Linked DNA regions of Mus musculus: region 1 is linked to region 2. The links are chromatin loops, found by intact Hi-C in ENCODE. Cell type or tissue: gastrocnemius. All regions are shown on one strand. Each heading gives the region's core, and the rest is flanking DNA. Links, peaks and the distances in the headings are about the cores only. Region 1 overlaps Mad1l1 (MAD1 mitotic arrest deficient 1-like 1). Region 2 overlaps Mad1l1 (MAD1 mitotic arrest deficient 1-like 1).

Evidence for each region. Peaks named below come from ENCODE experiments on the same cell type or tissue, not always from the same donor. Only the 100,000 strongest peaks of a DNase experiment are listed, where the experiment ranks them.
Region 1: it touches region 2 in a loop (7-fold over the local background); 2 of 42 quality-filtered maps call a loop at or near these places.

What each region holds. Positions count from the first base shown.
Region 1 is chr5:140,131,987-140,141,905 of GRCm38, reverse strand. It overlaps Mad1l1 (MAD1 mitotic arrest deficient 1-like 1), which reads left to right. Exons shown (of 18, transcript NM_010752.3): 13 at 9,081-9,137. Among named protein-coding and RNA genes, the nearest start is that of Gm30492, 41 kb to the right of the region's middle. In gastrocnemius, for the core only: CTCF peaks have their summits at 1,480 (motif pointing right) and 5,581; DNase peaks (open chromatin) are centred at 1,503 and 5,742; H3K27ac peaks cover 339 bases.
Region 2 is chr5:140,287,054-140,296,972 of GRCm38, reverse strand. Mad1l1 (MAD1 mitotic arrest deficient 1-like 1) reads left to right here. Exons shown (of 18, transcript NM_010752.3): 9 at 1,125-1,186. Among named protein-coding and RNA genes, the nearest start is that of Mad1l1, 30 kb to the left of the region's middle. In gastrocnemius, for the core only: a CTCF peak has its summit at 4,588 (motif pointing right); DNase peaks (open chromatin) are centred at 4,622 and 8,603.

The DNA.
Region 1 (9,919 bases), core at 730-8,729, 150 kb after region 2:
TGCAGTAGCATTTTAGGTGTGGGATCCCATGAGGAAGCAATCAGAAATGCATGACACTGCTGTAACCTATCTGGGAAAGTCAGGAAGCACCTTTGGATTCACAGCTCAGAGGACAGCTATAGGTCTCACTGGGGCAAGACTGGGGCATGACTAGAGTGGGAGCTGCTGAGCTTCAGCTCTGGCGATGGCTTGTGGCAAGGCTGTGCCATATGAAGAGGCCACAATCCAGGCTGGCTGCTTGTTCTTTCTGCCCATGAGATTCTCACCAGGCACATTGGGCCTATGCTGTCCCTGCACGGAGGAGAATCCCTCACTGACACTCTTGGCAGAATAAAGCAAGTCACACGAGTTGTGGAACCTGCCTGGGTCCTGCGCTTATCTCCCCACTCCACTCTCTGGCTGCACACTTGTTCCAATGTCTCACAGGTGGCCAGTAGCCAGGAGTGCAATCCACTGGGGCTGCTGTGAGCTGCCACAACCCAGCTCTCCAGCCTCATCTGAAAGGTTAACTGGGGTTCTAGTGAGCTGTGCCATCATCAATGTAAGTGTGTTAATAGTTGTTTTATTACAGCACATTTAGCTCCATGAGAAACGCCAACGAGGAGAGATTTGTGGGTCTGCTCTCTGACACCTTGCAGCTCCCTGGTATTTTCTCACTGAGAGATCTCATCTGTGCTGCCATATGCATTCCACATAGGTCCTTAGGAAGATGATCGTCAGGGCACAGCCAATGTTTTGTGTCAAGTGACCAGTGTTGTCAGGATTCAGCTCCAGCAGATATATGCTCCCTGTCAGCATCTCGCTGTCACCCTGCTCATGGGTATATGTCAAGCACCCTACCTTTCCCTGCAGGATGTAAGGTTGGCAGGTTCTTCCTCCTGTTTTGTGTCCCAGGGTTATGGGAAAGCCAGTTGGAGGCTCAGCTGGGTGGAGCAAGGTGCTCTTGCTATTTCATAGTCATCGTCACTGTGAGTGTTCATCAGTTTAGTCCAGATGAGGGAGGGTGAGGAGCCCCCCTCCCCAACATACACACCTTGGAGATTCCTGTTACAGTTGGTCCTCCTATGCATGGGCACTCTGGCCTCTTGAAGCAGGCTGGCCCTCAGTGACCTTCCTCCTTTGGGCCTAGGTGTGCTGGTATCATGGCTGTGGTGAGTTAGGCTCCTGTGAGCAGAGCCCTAGTGGCTTTTCTCCTCAGCCTGTGGCTCTGCTATTTATGCTGGGTATGCAACCTTTGCTGTCTAGAGTGGCCATGTATTCAGACACTTGCCGCATTTTCACAGGAGTCACTGAGAGACAGTTGTGCCCAGTCAATCACAGAATTCCCTGTCCCCACTAGAGTCCTCCTCATACTGTAGGGCCCTTGAGGAGCACAAGGTCTGGCAGATCCAGCCCTTTGAGGATGGAATAGTAGCTGGATTTAGCAGTCTAGAGGAGGAAGCCAACCAGGGGGTCCTAATTCACTGGAGTGGGGAACCATACACCTTCTGCCTCCACCAGGTGGCAGCAGACAGGCTCACTGCTTTCTGGGCCTCACCACTGGCCTGGTGGGGGTTAGGTCAGATGCAGGAAAGGATGGCCTGGAGGAGGGAATAATGGGGACCTGGGCACATATTGATCAGAGGCAAGGAGCAGGCAGGTGTGAGAGTCCCACAGCTGAGTGGTCTGTTGTGGAGGGAGTTTGGAAGGACCTTAGCTTTGGCCAAGGCTGGCCTTGGCTTTCGACTTCCCAGCTATCTTGGAGCTTGGATTTAGGAGGTTACTCCCTCCCTCAGCACGACTCCTTTCCATTCTGTTACCTGCTCTGTAGAGTCCAGTGTACAGCTGGGTTTCCTGTGAGTCTCCATTTAGTGAGAAGGGAGATGGGCAAACAGTCTTACTTTGTCGTAGAAGGCAAGCTATACATAGGCCAAAGGAAGAAGAAGTTGCCTCTGGACAGGCAGATGTGGGCTCCTGGGGCCTTGGTGAGTCAGGAGGGGTATGTCCTGAGTCAGTTCTGGGGATTTAAGGTGACTTATGAGGATGACTGGTAGGAAAGATCCCTGCCACAGTGAGCCAGGAAGCTGTTCCTACAGAAGCCATACAGCTTGCTGTTTAAAGCCCAGACCCTGGTCATCACCAGCCCCTGAATGTTGTACAACCACTTTAAGCTTATCTCCAGCTAGCTTATGAATAAATGAGACTCGGACTATGGTTATTTTATTTGGCTTTGACAGTTACTGGGGGTCACCCTAATTTACTCTTCTAACTGCTGGCCTGGCTACCTCTCTAGTGGGATACCCCAGATACTTGCTGTTTCTCCTGACTACGCCATGGCCCCATCTCCTCTTATGGTGGCTTCCTCTTCTCCTCTTATTCTTCTTCCTTTTCCTCCTGGCCTCTTCTCACACCTCTCTCTTCTCCACCCCCAACAAGGGAACTCCAAACCTACCTACTAGAAGTTCCTCCAGTAATTGTCCATAGCCAATCTTATTTAACCAATTGTTTTAAATCAAGGAACAAGGTTTGCACAGCAAAAGCTTGTAAACATGAGAATATCCTCGTAGGCCTAGACCTTTGGGTACAGAGTTTCTCATTACAGTACAAAACAACAGACCAAACGCCGGGCATGGTGGCACACGCCTTTAATCCCAGCACTCGTGAGGTAGAGGCAGGCGGATTTCTGAGTTCGAGGCCAGCCTGGTCTACAAAGTGAGTTCCAGGACAGCCAGGGATATATAGAGAAACCCTGTCTCGAAAAACCAAATAAATAAACAAACAAACAAACAAACAACAGACCAAACTCCAACAACTGTGTACTTCACATGAAGACCTATGGCCTTGCTGTCATCTCCAGCCCCTACCCTTTTGAGGAGAGCACTACTGGGCCAAGACAGCCACAGCTTGGTTCTATCTCATTCTGAGGTCCAGCAGGTACACTCTACCCATCTAAGGCTACTCTGTTAGTCAAGATGGCACGCATCACCTGCCACTTCTGAGTGCCCGGCTTGTAGACACATCCTGCAGCCAGCACAGCCTTAGTGAGAATCTCTCCAGGTTCCTGGGCACAGGGCTAAGTGGTGAGTGGTCCCAGGCAAACCTTCCCATCTCTTGTTTTTTTCACTCATGAGCATGTTGCCATCCCCGGTAGGTACATTCTAGAGACCTCACTCATTGCCCAGGGGTCTGAGAAATACACCCATAGAGGGCTTAGCACCTCCTGGGTACTGAATGCCCAGAGAGTGGCTGAGAGAAGGTTGGGCCTTTGTCTTGCCACAGGTGTGTTCCTAGGCCAAGGGGCCAGCCACTGGTCCTGCTGTAGGTGGCGGAGCTACAGCTACAGATGGTAGCTTTCCATTGCCTTCCTGGATAGTGAAGTTCATATACCAGATGCTTGCAAATGGCTCATACCTAGAGAGCTTTAAAAGTCTTGTCGGGAGTTTATTAGCTGAGCTGCTTGTATTGACACAGTAAAAAGTTACATAACTTCGTGGAACTCCTTTCTTAAAGGTCCCTTAGTGCCTTACAGCTGGGTAAGCATCGCTCAGGCCTGGGAGGCAAGTGGTTCTTCCAGGGAAGTTACATAGCAAGAAATGGAGAGGGAGCCCCCACATTGCCTGTGTTGTTCAGATCTGAGTTGAGAAGGTGAAGAGGTGTGAGCCAGTGTAGGGTCTGACTGCAAATCCCCGCTTAGGAAACAGGCCAAGAAGGAGGGTTCCTAGGAAAGAGGAAGAACACTGCTGGACATGTGCTGATTCAAGGTTTCTCCTGGGTGTGTGGCACCATCTCTCTGCTTTCTTTGTCTCTCCACCCCTTAACCTTTTTCCTTTCTACTTCTGCCCCTAGTCTTCCCTTCTCTTTGCCTGTCCTCTCTTTCTGTGTGTTGTCATGTGCATGCATAGGTATACATGCCAGTACTCATACATTTGGCGGTCAAGTGGACATTGGGGCTTTCTTCTCACCATAACCCGGAGCTTAGATTTGGCTAGATTGGCTGGCCAGTGAGCTCATGGGGTTCTTCTCGCCCCACCTCCCCACACTGTGATTTAAGATGTGCATTGCCAAACTTGGCCTTCTCCATGGGCACTGGGGCTGGGAACTCAGGTCTTCATTCCTGTGCAGCAGGCGCTTTACCCTCTGGTCTCTTTTTCTTTCTGATGGCTTTTCTCAGTTGCCTTTCTTTACCCACCCTCACCCCAAGCTCCTGTTTTCTCTGGGGTCAACAGGCACTTCCATGGATTCCTGTGCACTGGGTGTAGCTTTCCCATGGTTGACCAAGGAGGGAATGCTCGTTGTGTGGGAAGGCAGGTGTGCCAGCCTCAGGGCTGCCTTGGGCAGGCAGGCAGGCAGCCACTGCCGTCCTCCTCTCGGCACAGCCCTGGCCCAGGCTAACATCCGTCATCAGTTCCAGCATGGGGCATGCTTTGATTCCAGCAAAATCATTTTCAGCAAAACAAACTAGAAATGGAGAGCTGGAGACTCCCAGTAGCCTATCTCCAGTGGGGCTGCTGCCATTTTGCCCGGATTTTATTTATTCCATTTAATAAAGCGGCTGCGGAGGTTGGAAGCAGATGTCACGAGTCCTCTGTCGATAGAGCCATAAATACAAGTGTGTGGCACTTGGATGCCACGAGTCACCTGAGTTGTGTTTCCAGCATATTTAATTAAAACAGATTACAGCACGACCAGCTACATGAAGACTTCTTCCCAAACACGCTGGCGTGCTGCTCTCCAGTGAGAAGACTACACTGTGGGAGAGACACAGGACAGAAGCTCCAGAGAGTTGAGAGAGGTAGATGCAGGAGGATGCAGGGAGCGATTGGAGGATGCATATGCCAGGTAATTGCTCTGCACTGCACTATAGTTCCAGCTCACTGGGCCCATTACATAGATGGAAGACAAGTACCCTAAGAGGTGAGGTCAGAGGTTAAGATCAGCCTTTGTGGAGGTCACCTAGGTGATAGGCAGCCATTGGGATCCTGGCCGCATGCCGGAAGGTTGATTACCCACAGCCGCAGTTCCCAGATCTGAGCTCTGTCAGCATCCCTGCGGGATTAGTGGGGACACTTATAGGCCAGGATCCTCTGCCACTGGCTATGGGCTAGAGCTGGGAACCTCCTGTTTCTAGTTAAGTGGTCTCTGTGGAGTCACTAACCCTGAAGAGTGTGATGGAGCAGGCTGGGGTCATTTGTCTTCTCTACTCCAGCAGAGCCCACTCCTGCCTATGATGCTTTCCACCCCCATAGCCCATACCTCAGTTTGCAGCTTTGAATGGCTAAGCATGCTGGCTGCCTGCTCAGGGGCTGGCTTGTTCTATAGCCCCCAGAAGCTCTTGCATCCATGTCTATACTCACACCCCAAGGGAAAGCCTAGCACTTAAGACCCAGCCTCTTCAGTTAATGTGACCTTGGGTGGACCCCTGTCTGCTTGGGTCCAAGTGAGGCCGATGGCCTACTCTCTGGGTTTTCCCAGCCAAGGCCATACTGTGCCATGGTATTGCAAAACGTACACCAAGCCCCTGCTTGGGATGGTCTGTCCCAGCCTGTCTCTACCTGCAGGTTTTCCTGCTTACTCCGAGCTGTCTGTGTGCCTGCAGGGGTGCTAGATCATCAGGCTGCCACTTCTCACTTCAGGATAAAAATAGCCCTGCAGAGGCTTCTGTGCTGGATGTAATGTCACAGGTGGCACACGTCCAGGGCTTCTGTCTGAACACACACATCTCCAGGGGTTGGCTGGAGTAGCAAATGTGCACTAGCCCACCTGCCACCTTGGCCACACCTGAGACCAAGGACATCTGTGCTGTCCTCATGCTGTTGTCTGCCTTGCCAGAGCCTGAGCGGGGACTGCTTTTGGTACCATTTCTGGAGCAGGCTGCCAGCCTGTCGTCCCTGTGCGTAGCCTCAAAGCCAGGCTCTGTGTCCTTTGTGGTAGTAGTATCTTGGGCAGGGCAGATAGCTGGTGCCATGTGAACAGAGGGATGAGAGGTGACTGCCTGTGTTAGCTGATGGCTGTGGGCAGATGAGGGACAGCTGGTGGACTGAGGTGCCATGCTGCTGTTTTCCTGCATAAAGGCTGCTGGTCCCTCTTTAGAAGTCTTGGGAGAAAGCAGGAGCATATGGGCCCTGATGTCACCGCAAAGGGCAGGACACTTACTGTCATGCCATGAGATAATTCCTCAGTCTAGGTTCCAGTAATGTGGACCCCTGCACTGCCCATCTCCCACTGCTGGGCATTATACCTCATCCTCCGCCTTCAGCTCTGTATTGTATCTCCCAGTGAGGCCTGGTCCATCACCTCCACTGTCTAACTTTTGTGGCTGAGGCAGCATTTTCTGGAGGCTCTGTGCTCAAGCTGCAGATAGTCCCTTCTGAGAACAGTATGATGATCATGGCCAACCATCTCTTTTACACCAGGACCTCAGAGGGGCCCTGCTTTCTAGATGAGGATGTGGTGACTGAGATGTCTTGTTCTCCCAACATCTTTCTACAACAGTACTATTGCTAACCATGCTTGGCTGATCCAAGAGATGAGACCCTTCTGGAGTGAGTGTTTCCCAGTGGTCTTCCGGGGACTCTCCTGCTGCAGGTGTGGATGGGGGCTGGTGGAGCTGCAGTGGAAGCCAGCCCCCCTTTTATCTATAGATGTGGTGGTCATACAGCGCAGGTTGTCACTTACCACCCTTCTTTCTTTCTTTCTTTCTTTCTTTCTTTATTTATTTATTTATTTATTTATTTATTTATTATATGTAAGTACACTGTAGCTGTCTTCAGACACACCAGAAGAGGGCATCAGATTTCGTTATGGATGGTTGTGAGCCACCATGTGGTTGCTGGGATTTGAACTCAGGACCTTTGGAAGAGCAGTCGGCGCTCTTAACCTCTGAGCCATCTCACCAGCCCACTTACCACCCTTCTTATTTATTTAAATTTAAAAAAAAATTTATTTTATGCACATAAGTACACTATAGCTGTATTCAGACATACCAGAAGAGGGCATCAGATCCCATTACAGATGGTTGTGAGCCACCATGTGGTTGCTGGGAATTGAACTCAGGACCTCTGGAAGAGCAGTCAGTGCTCTGAGCCATCTCTCCAGCCCACTTACCATCCTTCTATGGCCAAGGCTACAGCCAAAGGCGCTGAAGTAAGAGTGTGTGTCTGTGTGTGTGTGTGTCCCTGTGTCTGCATGTGCTCAAATGTGCATGTGTGCATGCGTGCTGATGTCAGTGGACAGCCGAAGGTGTCAATCTTTGCCTTCTACTTTTCTGAGGCAGGGGCTTGCATTCCTGTGTAAACCCAGCTAGCTGTCCAGAGAGCTTTCAGAGAGTCTACTGTCTCTGCCTTCTTTCTCAACACAGGAGCATGGGATTTACAGATGTGTGCTACCATGCGTGTCTAGCTTTTACATGGACTTTTGGGATTTAAGCTCAGATTCTCGGTCACAGGAAAAGTGCTTTCTCTGCTGAGCCATCTTCTCAGCCCAGAAGTGCCTTTCTCAGTCCTTTGAGCACATATCTGGGGTTGATATGCAGACATTAAATCCTAAGGTGAAGCCAGGTCTGAACTCCTTCAGTCACTGCCACTGTCACCGTCACTGAGACTTGCTTAATTCCCATCCTTTCCCTTCAGTGCCCCAGCACTTCCTGGGCTCTGCCAGCCCTGTCTTTGCAGAGTGGTTTCGCTGTTGGTCCTGATTTGCATTTGGCTAATTGCTAACCATGTTAATTACCTTTCTGTGTGTTTGCCGCCTGTGTGCGTTTCCTTTTTGGGAGATGTCTGTTTGCCTCTTCGCCCGCTCCTCTGTCACACTGTTTATCTTTTTCCTCACTGCTTTGTAGCAGATCCATGTGTGTCCTTGAAGCCAGTCAGGTGGAGGGGATATCAGTCTCTGACCTCCGTCCCCTCCTCTAAAGCAATGAGAGTGGTGTGTTTGGGAGATATTGTGCGCCCTGGTAATGTATGTGTGGGCCTTACAGTTCTTCCAGTTTTGAGAGTCTCAGGTTGGACCTGGGTTCAAATCCTGCCAAGCTTGCTGACCAGCCACTCACTGAATTATACATGGTGTTTGACTTCAGGACCCATTTTCCTAAGAAAAGCTCTTCTAGAGGAGGACATGGTATGCCAGGAGAATATCCGTAGGCACTGAGAACCTCTGATGTCTGCAGGGCACTTCAGCCTGTGGTAGTCCCCAGAGGAAGAGGGGATCACAGTCCCCAGATCACAGTAGATGGAGAGGAAGAAGGAGTCCGTTTCCTGTTGCAGAGCCGACAGTGGAGCGACTGTTGCTCTGGTCTGGGCAGTACCCTTCCTGCTCAGTGAGGGTGATACATCCTTGCTGTGTAGGTGCTTAGTGCACAGTGGAATGCATTTATAGATGGCTCACAGCAGCCTACCGGTGGTCAGGATGGATTTCTACAAGCATCTTGGCCATGCTGCTTACTGTCTGCCAGGGAGTTGTCTAGCAGGGCCTGTGAGAACCACAGTGTATTCGGTAAGTGAGGAGTGTGTGCCATTCTAGAGGGGGCCATGCTGTGAGCACAAGAGAACAGGGTCTGTGGCATCCTGGAGCCAAGGTCTATGCTCTTTGACCTTTGATCTTCTGTACTGAAACTGAGTCTGTGCCTGCAGCCTCCAGTAGCCTGCTTTTTCATGGGGATGCTGAAGCAGAGGTTGGGAAGCCTCAGGAAGGCCATCCTTCTCTGGGTGTTGAGCCCTGGTGTGGGGCTCTGGGTACTCTTGGTCAGTTGACCCTTTTGTTAACCTTTCTCAGCTGAGGATAGCAGGCCAGGTTTTCCCTGCTCCTCCACAGTTTGTCCAATGCTGGAGAGCCCTAGTGTTCTGGGCCTGTCCTATGTCAGCAGGACCACCTCAGTTGGTGATTCCAGAGTGGGAAACTAGGATGCAAGATTCAGCTGGCTGACTTCCTCCTCGCCCTAACTTGCCCCAGTGTTGGACCACACAGCAGGGATAGTATGATCAGAATTTTATTTAACCTAGGGCCTACTAGGGTGGCCTGACAGACCCAGGGGGAGTGGAGGCCCTGTACCCCAAGGCTGACAGGCATCTCCTCTCAACTCTAACCTTCTTGGTCTTGTCTTGTAGGCTCAGCTGTCTCAGGCCCTGGAGGAGCTTGGGGTTCAGAAGCAGAGAGCTGACACGGTGAGTACTGAGGTGGGGGTCACTTGGTGCTGTGTGGTGAAGGGCAGCCTGAGGGCAGACCACCTTGAGTCCTGGATCCAGACAAAGGGAAGTCCTGCCTTCCTCCAGTAGGACTTGGCCTTCAGGCATACGCTCCTGTGTGGCCATGGTGTTTCCCCGATATTATTAGAGTGGAGGGGTCTGAGGTGGAAACTGAGTCCTGGTGCCCACCCCTTTGTGATACCAAGGTGTGAGCCCAGTGGGAGTCTTGGGAGCCATTTGGGAGCCTATGGCTAAGGGCTTGGGTCAGGCCAGGTCAGCCTAAACAACATAGGTGTGTGAGCACTTAGGGTACAGGTCAGATAACACAGGTAGGGTTTCCCTCTGGGACTCGGAGAATGCGGATTAGAATTCACAAGTGGGATTGGCTTGCAGCGAATGTGAGGGTTCTGGGTCAGGGCTGAGATTCTGATCTAGAGGTGGGAGAGAACTTCATGGAATATAGAATCATGGAAGGTTGTGCATGCTGGGGTTGTCCATTGCCCATTACCAAGTGTGTTGTCATTAGCATGGGAGTCAGACTGTGCCCAAGCAGAGGCTAAGCAACAAGGTGTCAGTCAGCTGGTAACTGACAGTTAAGGCAGCGTGGAGGAGGGAAAGGTGCCTGGGGCTGTGGTCAGAGGAGGCAGGCCAGGCAGGCCTGTGGCCTAGAATGTGGGGAGCACGGAGGGAATGATTTTGTAGATTGTGGGATGTTAACGTCCCACAGTGAATGTGGAAGAGTCTGTGGACTGTGGAGCATG
Region 2 (9,919 bases), core at 930-8,929:
GCATATGTTTCTTCCACTATAGAAGCAAATAAAATAACATTTATAATATCTTAGGTTTTATATTGACTATTTAGCTATAACTTACAACAATTATTTATAAAGAAAAAATAACATGATAATTTGAATTTTATCAAAATTGGAAACTTTGCAAAATGAAAAGTTGACAGTATGAAAACATGAGCTGGGCACAGGTTGTTTTTTGTTTTTTTGTCAGTATTATTCTTGGCTGGCTTGGAACTTCCTATGTAGACCAGGCTGTCTCTGGACTTTCAGAGGTCTGCTTGCTTTTCCCTCCAGAGTTCTGGGATTAAAGCCATGGGGCATGCCTTGTGGGCCGAGAACCTTTAAAAACAATTTTATTTAACTTTTTGTTGAATTTGTGAATTTCATATCATGAACCCCAATTCCATTCATCTCTTTGTCCTCTGCCCTCTGCCCTTGTAACTTCCCCCCAAAAAGAAAGAATTGTTGTAGGAACTGTAGTGTTCATTGCAAAGAGTCATTTGGCTGGTTTGAGGTCTCTGGCTTCTGCTACACTATTAGTTCCTGACCGGAACTCCTCTCAGATATCCTGTGGCATAGAGATCTTGCAGCTTTGGATCTGCAGGGCTGGTAGGTCCAGAATCATGAGTGAACCCTTGGTATCAGCTATGTGCTGGCCCCCTAAAGATGGGGCTGATCTGAAGCACATATTCATTTCAGCTCCAAAGGGGTAGGGAGAGAGACTTTGTGGGAATCAAGCTGGTCTGGAGCAGGCACACGGGCATAGATGACCCTGTTTCCTCCTCATGGCTTGCTAGCCCGCATCTAAGTCATTTTGGTCCTGGCCTACCATAGAATTAGGGAAACCGTGGCTCTAGAACAGAGTTTGTCGGTCAGTAGGTCTAGGACTTAGCATTCTAGGACTTAGCTTTCTGAAAGAGGCTCCTGGCTAATTTGGCTGGACTTGCACCATGGGGCAGGAAGGAGCAAGGCCTAGGCCAGTCATGTACCTTCATCTGCTAAGATCACCTAACCACCTGTGATCACAGATAGGATGGGAGACTCCAGTACCTTTGTCATTGTTTGCTTTCACATGACAGTTGCTGGGCAAGAGATACTGATGGCTATAACTGTCTTTCTAGAAGCTACTTGCAAAGCTGCAGAGCTGGGAGAACCTGGACCAGACCATGGGCTTGAATCTCAGGTAGGTAAGCTGTTGCTGTCTTCACCCCTGGCTGCTGGCTTCCAGTGCTTTCTTCTGCCTCCTGGCTCAGAGTCTGCAGAGGACAGGGCAGGCAGGCTCCTTCTTGTGCTGTGGTGAGGAGCTCTTGTTTAGGCTTAATGAGTGCTTTACATGGCAGGGCGATTGAGCCTTACTGTAAAGACTGTTGAGAATCTGTATCTCCACAGAGCTGATGGTGGGGAAAGGGCATTGCAATGGCCTGCATGCTCACAGGACCCAGTGCATGTAAGGAAGTCACTGCTTTGGGGGAAAATGATAAACTTTGGGGATTGACTGACTGAGTTAAAACCCAATAATACTGGAAGATTCATGTCCCACTGGGTCCTTTGGAGCATCTCATGTTACTGGTCTGTGTCAGGTATGAGTGCAGAAATGCAGAGTGGATCACAGGGCAGAGATGCTGGGCACTGTGTGTTCAACACATAGCAAGGGCAGGGTGTTCCCTGTGGCTTTCCCATCTGTACAGTTGTGAGGTGTCATTCACTGATGGCCTGATGCATTTGTAGTTCAGTTTTGGGTTGACTCTCAGCTGCCATCAACAGCTGTGATCCCTGAGTCTTGGTCTGGCTGTCACCCTTCATGATGGCTGTGTCTGTTCTAGGACTCAGGGCAGTTGTGGTGTATTAGTTGGGATAAGGTGTTGGAGCTAAGGCCTGTGGGATTCAAGCAGCCCTTTGTTGTAATACTTCCGGCTTGCTGGCTGTCTTCCTGCTGCTCTGAGTAACAAGGCCAGATGAAAACTGCCTGAGCTCAGCTGTCTTATAATCACACTGTCCCCTGCTGGCTCTGGAGCCGTCACCTTTTGATGGCAGCATTGCCTTCCATTCTGTTACTTGACAGTGCCTCTTCATTTCCTTTCCAGTCCATCTGCAGAACCCTTCTTTCAGAGGCTGGCCCAGCAGGCCCAGTGCTGTGTGCTTCCTCCTGTCTTCTGGGCTTGTTAGCTGCCGGCAAGGGTCCCTCCTACCCCTGGGGATACTCTGCCCAGACAAGACACCTCCGTGACTTCTTTCTTGTGATGGAGATCAGAGGCCCCTCATGCCCAGTTGGACCAGCCCTGTTGGAACACTGGTGTTCTGGTTTGCCTGCGTGTCTGGTGCCTGCCGCATGGTACTTAGTGTCAATCAGTTCTGTGGAGCCGTTGCCTTGGCTGGAGTAGCACAGGTCACAGTGGCCAGGTTGCAGTGTCTAGCTGCTGTGTGAGCCCTTTCCCCAACTGACTGCCCTGTGCAGAGCTTGGCTGCTTTGAGGGCAAGCTGATCCTTGGTTGCTGTCTAGCTACCTGGGCCAAGCAAGAGAGAGGAGTGGGTGCTTATGGTGCTCCACATTCTCATCGAGGAATGCGGGGAGACCCTTCTTAGGAGCCATACTGCCCTGGACCCCTCTTCTCTTAACTGAGGAGTGCAGGGCTTCTACCAGCTGTGTTTGTAAGGTCCAGCAGGCTCATGTCCTTAGGAAGCATCTCAGCTGGTAACTATCCTTTCTAGAAGGCAAAGGGCACTGGTCTCTTGCTTCATAGCCCCCTTGGTCTCCTGATAGCTGCCGTTCATGCATTGCCCTGGGCTGCTAGGCTGCCTGGCACCTTGGAAGCTCAGTGTCACCTGCTTACCTTCCCTGTGCACCAAGGGCAGAGATTTGGGTACAGGCCAGGGTCAAGGCTGAACTCTGGGTGACATGGATTCACCCTTGTGGCTACACTTGTTCTGTGATGGTGACAGATGCAGACCAGCTGTATTAAATGTGCTCCCTTAACATGAGAAGCTGGGTCTGGGGCCAGGACATATGCTGGAGTGTGCACTAAGAATGTGTGATGCAGCCAGGTGTGGTAGTGCAGGCCTTTAATCCCAGCACTCGGGAGGCAGAGGCAGGCGGATTTCTGAGTTCCAGGACAACCTGGTCTACAAAGTGAGTTCCAGGACAGCCAGGGCTACACAGAGAAACCCTATCTCGAAAAAACTAAAAAAAAAAAAAAAAAAAAAAAAGAAAAAAAAAAGAAAAGAATGTGTGATGCCTGGGTTTATTTCCCAGCAACTGGTCCTTAACAAGTGGATGGGGGCTGAGGTACTCAGTGGATGAATCCATTACCATGCAAGCCAGACAGCCTCAGGTAGATCTCTAGAATGTAGGCAAGGGTACAGGAGAGAACCAGTTCCACACAGCTGTCCTCTGTCCTTCGTACATGAGTTGCTGGGATTTGAACTCAGGACCTTTGGAAGAGCAGTCAGTGCTCTTACGTGCTGAGCCATCTCACCAGCCCCTGTTTCTTTTTTTAACATCTGTCTCTCTTTCTCTGTGTGTGTGTGTTTGTATATGCACATGCATTCGTGAGTTCGTGCCCATCTAGTGTGTAGGTGTCTGTGCAGGCCAGAAGAGGGTGTTGGATTTCCTGGAACTGGAGTTACAGGTGGTTGTGAGCTATCATGTACCCACTAGAAACTGAATATGGATCTTGTAAAACAAAACAAAAACAAAACACACACACACAAAAACTCAGACAGTGAGTGCTTTTAACAGCCGAACCATCTCTTCAGCCCCAAGGCTTCCCCTACCACCACCACCTCCTCCTCCTCCTCCTCCTCCTTCTTCTTCTTCTTCTTTTTTAAAGATTTATTTATTTATTTAATGTATGTGAGTACACTATGGCTGTACAAATGGTTGTGAGCCTTCATGTGGTTGTTCGAATTGAATTTTTAGGACCTCTGCTCGCTCTGGTCAACCCTGCTCGCTCTGGTCAACCCTGCTCGCTCCAGTTGGCCCCGCTTACTCAGTCCGTGCTTGCTCTGACCCAAATATTTATTTATTATTATACTTACGTACACTGTAGTTGATTTCAGACGTACCAGAAAAGGGTGTCAAATCTCATTATGGGTGGTTGTGAGCCACCATGTGGTTGCTGGGATTTGAACTCATGACTTTCAGAAGAGCAGTCAGTGCTCTTACCTGCTGAGCCATCTTACTAGCCCGAACCTTTTATTATTATTATTATTATTATTATTATTATTATTTTTTTTGTGGTAGGTTTTGGGAAGTTGTTTGTGTAAGGCTAGGAGGGTGACTGACTGAAGCATGAGGTACTGAGATTGGACATGATGCAGGACGGGGCAGAAGTAATGGAAGGATGGGGCAAAGTTAGGGTTCAGTGCCAGGACAGAGTCTCCTTAGAAGTCATACATTTGCCTACTCACATAGTCATACATGTATGTACGTATACATAAGCACATATACATACAAATGCACATAAGCACAAACACACAGCACACCCATACACATACATGACTATGTATTAGTTCAAGGATGCACTCTTTAGCTGGAGACAGCCTGCATGTCTACCTGTCTGATGTGTAACACTGTGGATTCTGAGATGTAGCAACCAGTAGGTGGCACTGCCTCCTTGATGATCAGCTTTCTTCAAGGAGGCCTGTGAGCACCTGTGGCAGCCTGTCTTGGGGCTTACTGCCCTTCCATAGGAACTTCCTCACTAGTATCAGGGATCTTGTTAACTGAGGCACAAGGGGTCTGGGTCCACTGGCTGCCTTCTTATGGACAGGCAGGTTGTCACCAAAGTCTGTGCTCTCCCTGTCTGTCTGTCCATCTGTGACCATCATCTCTCAGAGTCCTTGTCCCCTAGGGTCTGAGTGCTGATGGTGAATGGTGCAGATCCTGTGAGGATGAGGTCTGGCTACCCCGAGGGGCTCAGCCGTAGTGTGGCTGTTACTTTCCTCATTGCCGTGACAGACAGGTTATCTGACAGAATAGCTTGACTCTGGCTCCAGTGTGAGTGTATAGTCTACCAAGGTGGAGAGCGTGGTGGCAAGAGCATGGGGCAGCTGCTCACATTGTGTCCACAGCTGGGAAGCAGAGAGATGAGTGGAGGCTCAGCTGCTTTCTCCTTTTTATTGAGACCAGCTCACTGAATTGTGCCATCTCCATTCAGGTTGGCTTGAAACTCCATGGAAACACCTTTACAGTCGTGCCAGATGTGTGTCTCCTAGGTAACAGTAAATCCAGCCAAACTGATCATGCAGATTAACCGTCATACCTAGGTTAAAAGAGTGTTTTGGCCTGTGTGAGTTCCTCATGGTGTAACAGTGTTGCTCTCTGCACTGTGACACTTCTTATGTCTGAGGAGCCTAGAGTTATTAGGGGGGAGTGTTTAAGCCACTGTAAACCAGGAATCAGATGCTGAAATCTAACTGTAGATACACTGTGATGTGTCCTATGCATTGGGCCACGTGGGTGAGGAGAAATGGGCCTGTCAACCTGTGTCCAGTGCATGGAATCATGTGGGCTGGGTCAGATAGCTCTCTCTACTGTGTGTCTAGTGCACAGGGCCATGTGGGCAGGAACACATGCTTCTGTCTTCCTCTGGTGAATCCAGTGTATGGAGTCCCATGAGCTGGAGCTGACAAATTTGTATCTATTTGTGTCCAGGTCAGTAGGGTCGTGTGGACTGGGGTAAATGTCTCTCTCAGATGCATCTAGTGCCATGGGGCATGGGGGCTGGGGCAGATGGTACTGTTGTGAACGGTGTGGTTATGCACAGAGTCACATGGGGCTGAGCACACAGTGCTCTCTATCTGTGATGTGTCCAGTACATGGTGTCATGTAAGCTGGGGTGGATGTACACAGGGCCATGTGGGCTGGGGGTGGACAGGCTTTGTGCCATGGAGAGTAATGGGCAGGAAAGTGCCTGGCAGTGTACACATATGATGCTGTGGCATGGGGTCAACAGAGCCTTCTGTGTTGTGTGGCAAGTACCAGTGTGGGTAAGCCAGTGACCTTAATCCTCAGGGATTTTTTTGAAGTTCTGTGGGGGGTTGGCACAGTGTTGTCATGAGGAGCATGGAGAGTGATGACATCTTGACCTTGGTCTCTTGGGGCAGACTGTGGGAAAGGGCTTTCAGTATGGAGAGTAAATGACTGCAGACAGAAACAGCCTGCACGATGGTGTGGCTGTGGAGAGAGGCTGGCAGGATGGTTTTGATTGAGAACATTCTGAAAGCTCAGAAAGAAGGGAACCAGAGAGAAGGCACCTGGAAACAACTGCGGCGGATCCAACGCTGGTGACCCTTATGCTAGGGATGAGGCATGTGTTCTCAGCATCGTGCTCACACTGTAGATGCTGCCCCTCATGGGGATGAGGCCACATGTTCTTACCTTCCTGTTGAATTTCCTCACCTGTGTGACTAATTACAGAGCAGGTCATCCTGGGAGTGAGTAGATGCTTCCTTGGGTAAGTATGCTTGACCTGAGTTCCTTCTGGTCATCAATACCCATGTGAAGAACCAAGCATGGCTGCCTGTGCCTGTAACCTGTATCCCTAGCACTGTGAGGGGCAGAGTTCAGAGAGAGACCCCATCCCAAGAGAATAAAGCAGAGAATGACAGAGCAGGACACTTGGACAGCCTCTGCACACATGCATATGGGTGTGTACACATGCACATATGTCCCCTCCCTGCAGAAATCAGGATGTGTGGCCTGGATAGGAAAAAACTATCTGGAGACAACATAATCTTGTAGGGCTTCCAAAGTATCAATAAAAAGCTCTTTGGACCCATCAGCCAGGTCTGCAGGGTCCTAGAACGGGTGACAGTTGACAAGAATAGACGGTATTTCTGAGTACCGTGGTGACCTGTGGGAAGGACACGGCGTGTATAGTAGCATCAAAACAGTGCAGCACTGAGGGATAAATTTAACACAGCATGTCCAAGATCTGTGCTTTGCAAACATTAAGATGCAGCTGTCAGTAATTATGGATGACCTAATAATGGCAGGACGTGGTAAGAGACAGGGGAGGAGAAAATAGACCCTTCCCTCTTTGCTCCCAGGCGCCTGCTCGGCCCCGCACCCTGACACCAGATGGTTTGTTTTTTTTCTGCACAGCAAGCAGTTCTCCAGTAGATGCCAGCTGGGCGTCCTACAATCCAGCTCAGACACTGTCAGAGTCCGGGTTGGATCCCACAGGTTGAGACCTCAGACCTAAATGATTGGCCTACTAGGCTGCCTGTTCTCAATCCTAGGTTGTCACCAAATTCCAAAGACTGGCACCAAGGTGAGGTTCCCAGAAGCCCCTTGGGTTAATTTGCTAGCTGTGCTCAGAGAATGCAGAAACACCTTTATTGTGCCTGTCCATCCTTGTTTGGTTTGTGTTTTTGAGACTCATGTAGCTCAGGCTAGCCTCCGGCTCACTGAGTAGCTGATCCTGAACTCTTGGTCTTGCTGTTTCCACTTCCTCAGTACTAAGATTTTAGGCATTCACCTCTAGGTCCACTTTATATAGTGCTGGGAGTGGAACCAAGGTCTTAGGGCACACTGGGTGTGCTGGCTAGTTTTATGTCAGCTTGACCCAGCTACAGTCATCTGGGAAGAGGAAATCTCAGTTAAGAAAGGCTTCTTCATTAACCCCACAGGTTGGCCTATGATGCCTTTTCTTGGTTAATGATTGATGTCTTGGGGCCCAGCTGACTTGGGGCAGTACCACCCTGGGCAGGTAGTCCTAGTTGGTATAAGAAAGCAGGCAGAGCAAGCCGTGAGGAGCAATCCAATAAGCAGCATTCCTCCATGGTCTCTACTTCATTCGGTTCTTACTTCCAGGTTCATGCCTTGAGCCTCTTCCCTGACTTGCCTGGATGATGGACTGTGATCAATAAACCCTTGGTCTTGGTCATGGTATTTATCACAGCAGTAGTACCTAGCTAAGGCACCAGGCAAGTACTCAACACTCGTCCACCTGAGCCACGTCCTGTGTCTGTCAGCTAATCTTTGCACTATACCTGCACCAGATCGAGTGCTTGAGTCACTCCCCAGTCCTGCATGCTATGGACAGACTGATTTCTCCATGCTGAGGGACAATTACTTTGTTTCCCCTAAGTAAACAGCATTAGCATTGCTTAGATAAATTCCTAAAGGCGTGTTTGGCTTTTTTTTCCTTGGTTCAAAAGAAACTGTGTGTTTAGAATTGATAGCTGATGCCAAATTGCCCTTTGAAAAGCTGTATTTCTACACATTTCCGTCAGGGAATGGGAGCCCATGGCTTAATTGGGTGAGTATGCTTTCGAAGGTTCAAGCAGAGATGCAGAGTGAGTCACAACAGAGCGAGGAGAGCAGGCGACTTTACTGCTTGGCTTTTTAAACACTATACTTAGCAATTCAGATGGAAGCAAGAGGCTTATTAAGCAGGCTCAGAGTGAGTGTTGGACCCTCTGTAGTCAGGCCTGTGTTCTGTGTAGGGAATAATTTGCCAGTGGCTGAATGCCTCTGCTACTTGGCATCTGACTCTGTCACTTTTGTGCCTGAACCTGGCCTTGTTTCAGATCCCTCTGGGTGGTCATTATACCTGTCAGAGTGTGTGTGTGTGTGTGTGTGTGTGTGTGTGTGTGTGTGCTGAATGGCATTGAGAAGTGCTGTGGTGTGGGCCCTGGGAGGCCGGACATCTTCCCACTTCAAACTGCTGACCTCAAATCAGAGTTGGAAGCCAGCAAGTGCTGACCTCGGCTTTGCTGAAGCATCTCTAGGCCAGCCAGATGACACGTTCTGGGGACTAGCTTCCCCGATGTGCAGGCCAATTAGGGGGACTTTGGGGAGAGTGAGTGGGTAGACTCACTTCCAAGATGGGAGCAAATTGGCCAACCCAGCCCCACACTCCGCTAACCTTTCTCTGCTCAATGTTTGTAATGACCCTGGTGTCTTGTTGATGGATATCCAGAGCTTCCAGTGCTTGGAAGGTTAGCGAGCTGCTGGGTGTCTTGATGTCCTTAATGGCTGGCTTTTAGTTGAGGCCTAGCTGTGAAAGAGGGAGAGTCATACCTGCAGTGTGGTCTGTTCCTGGGCTTCAGTTGGCTTATTGCTCACAGCTGCTTATGTTGGGGCCTGTGTTCTGGAGAGGGAGGGACCCTGCTGGCTTATGTGTTTGTGGCGGGCTTTTCCTACCAGTGGTCTCAGGGGCCTTACATATTCACTCATTCCTAACAGAGTCTCCGGCTGTTTTCTGTTCTGGAGATTGTGAAGGTTTTGTGTCAGCTAGCTCATAAGTTTGATGATTTGGTACCTAAGGGAGGGGCTGGTCTTCTGAGCAGTAGGCTTTTAGTAAACACTGGGGGCGAGTGTGATGAGGGGTGTGCTGTGGTGCTTGGCTGTTGCCTCTGGCAAGGCCCTGGGGCGGCCCATTTGTGCCTGCCAGTGGGAAGCAGGGCTTCAGGACCTGTGAGGCTGGGGAAGTAGCTCTTGTGTTTCTTTGCCACTTATAAAGTTGCAGGAGGGTCTTCTTGGGGTACTGATGACTGTCTGCTTGGAGTGGATGGTCTCATCTTTCCATGGGACAGGATGGGAGATAGATGTTCTGTGTTGGCTAGTGTCATCCCTGTGCCTGTCATGTGCCAGAGCAGGGCTGGAGGCAGTGGGATGTAGAGCGTGGAGATGAAATGCTTGCTGGAGCAGACACCACACATGCACACAGGCAGCTACATGTACAGCAGGGAGTGGCTTGGCCCAACCAGTGCTCTCTGCTGTTTCTCACAGTGCCTTTGGGCCTTTCTTCCAGGTTGTGTAGATAGGGCTCATCTCAAGTGCCTGCTTTGGAGTTGATTTAGCAGAACCCAAAGCCTTGAGAGCATTGGGGATGTGATGTGCACCTGGGGTGATGTGTCAGGAGGTGGCTATGGCTGCACCCCTGGTTCACAGTTGGTTTTTGTTCCC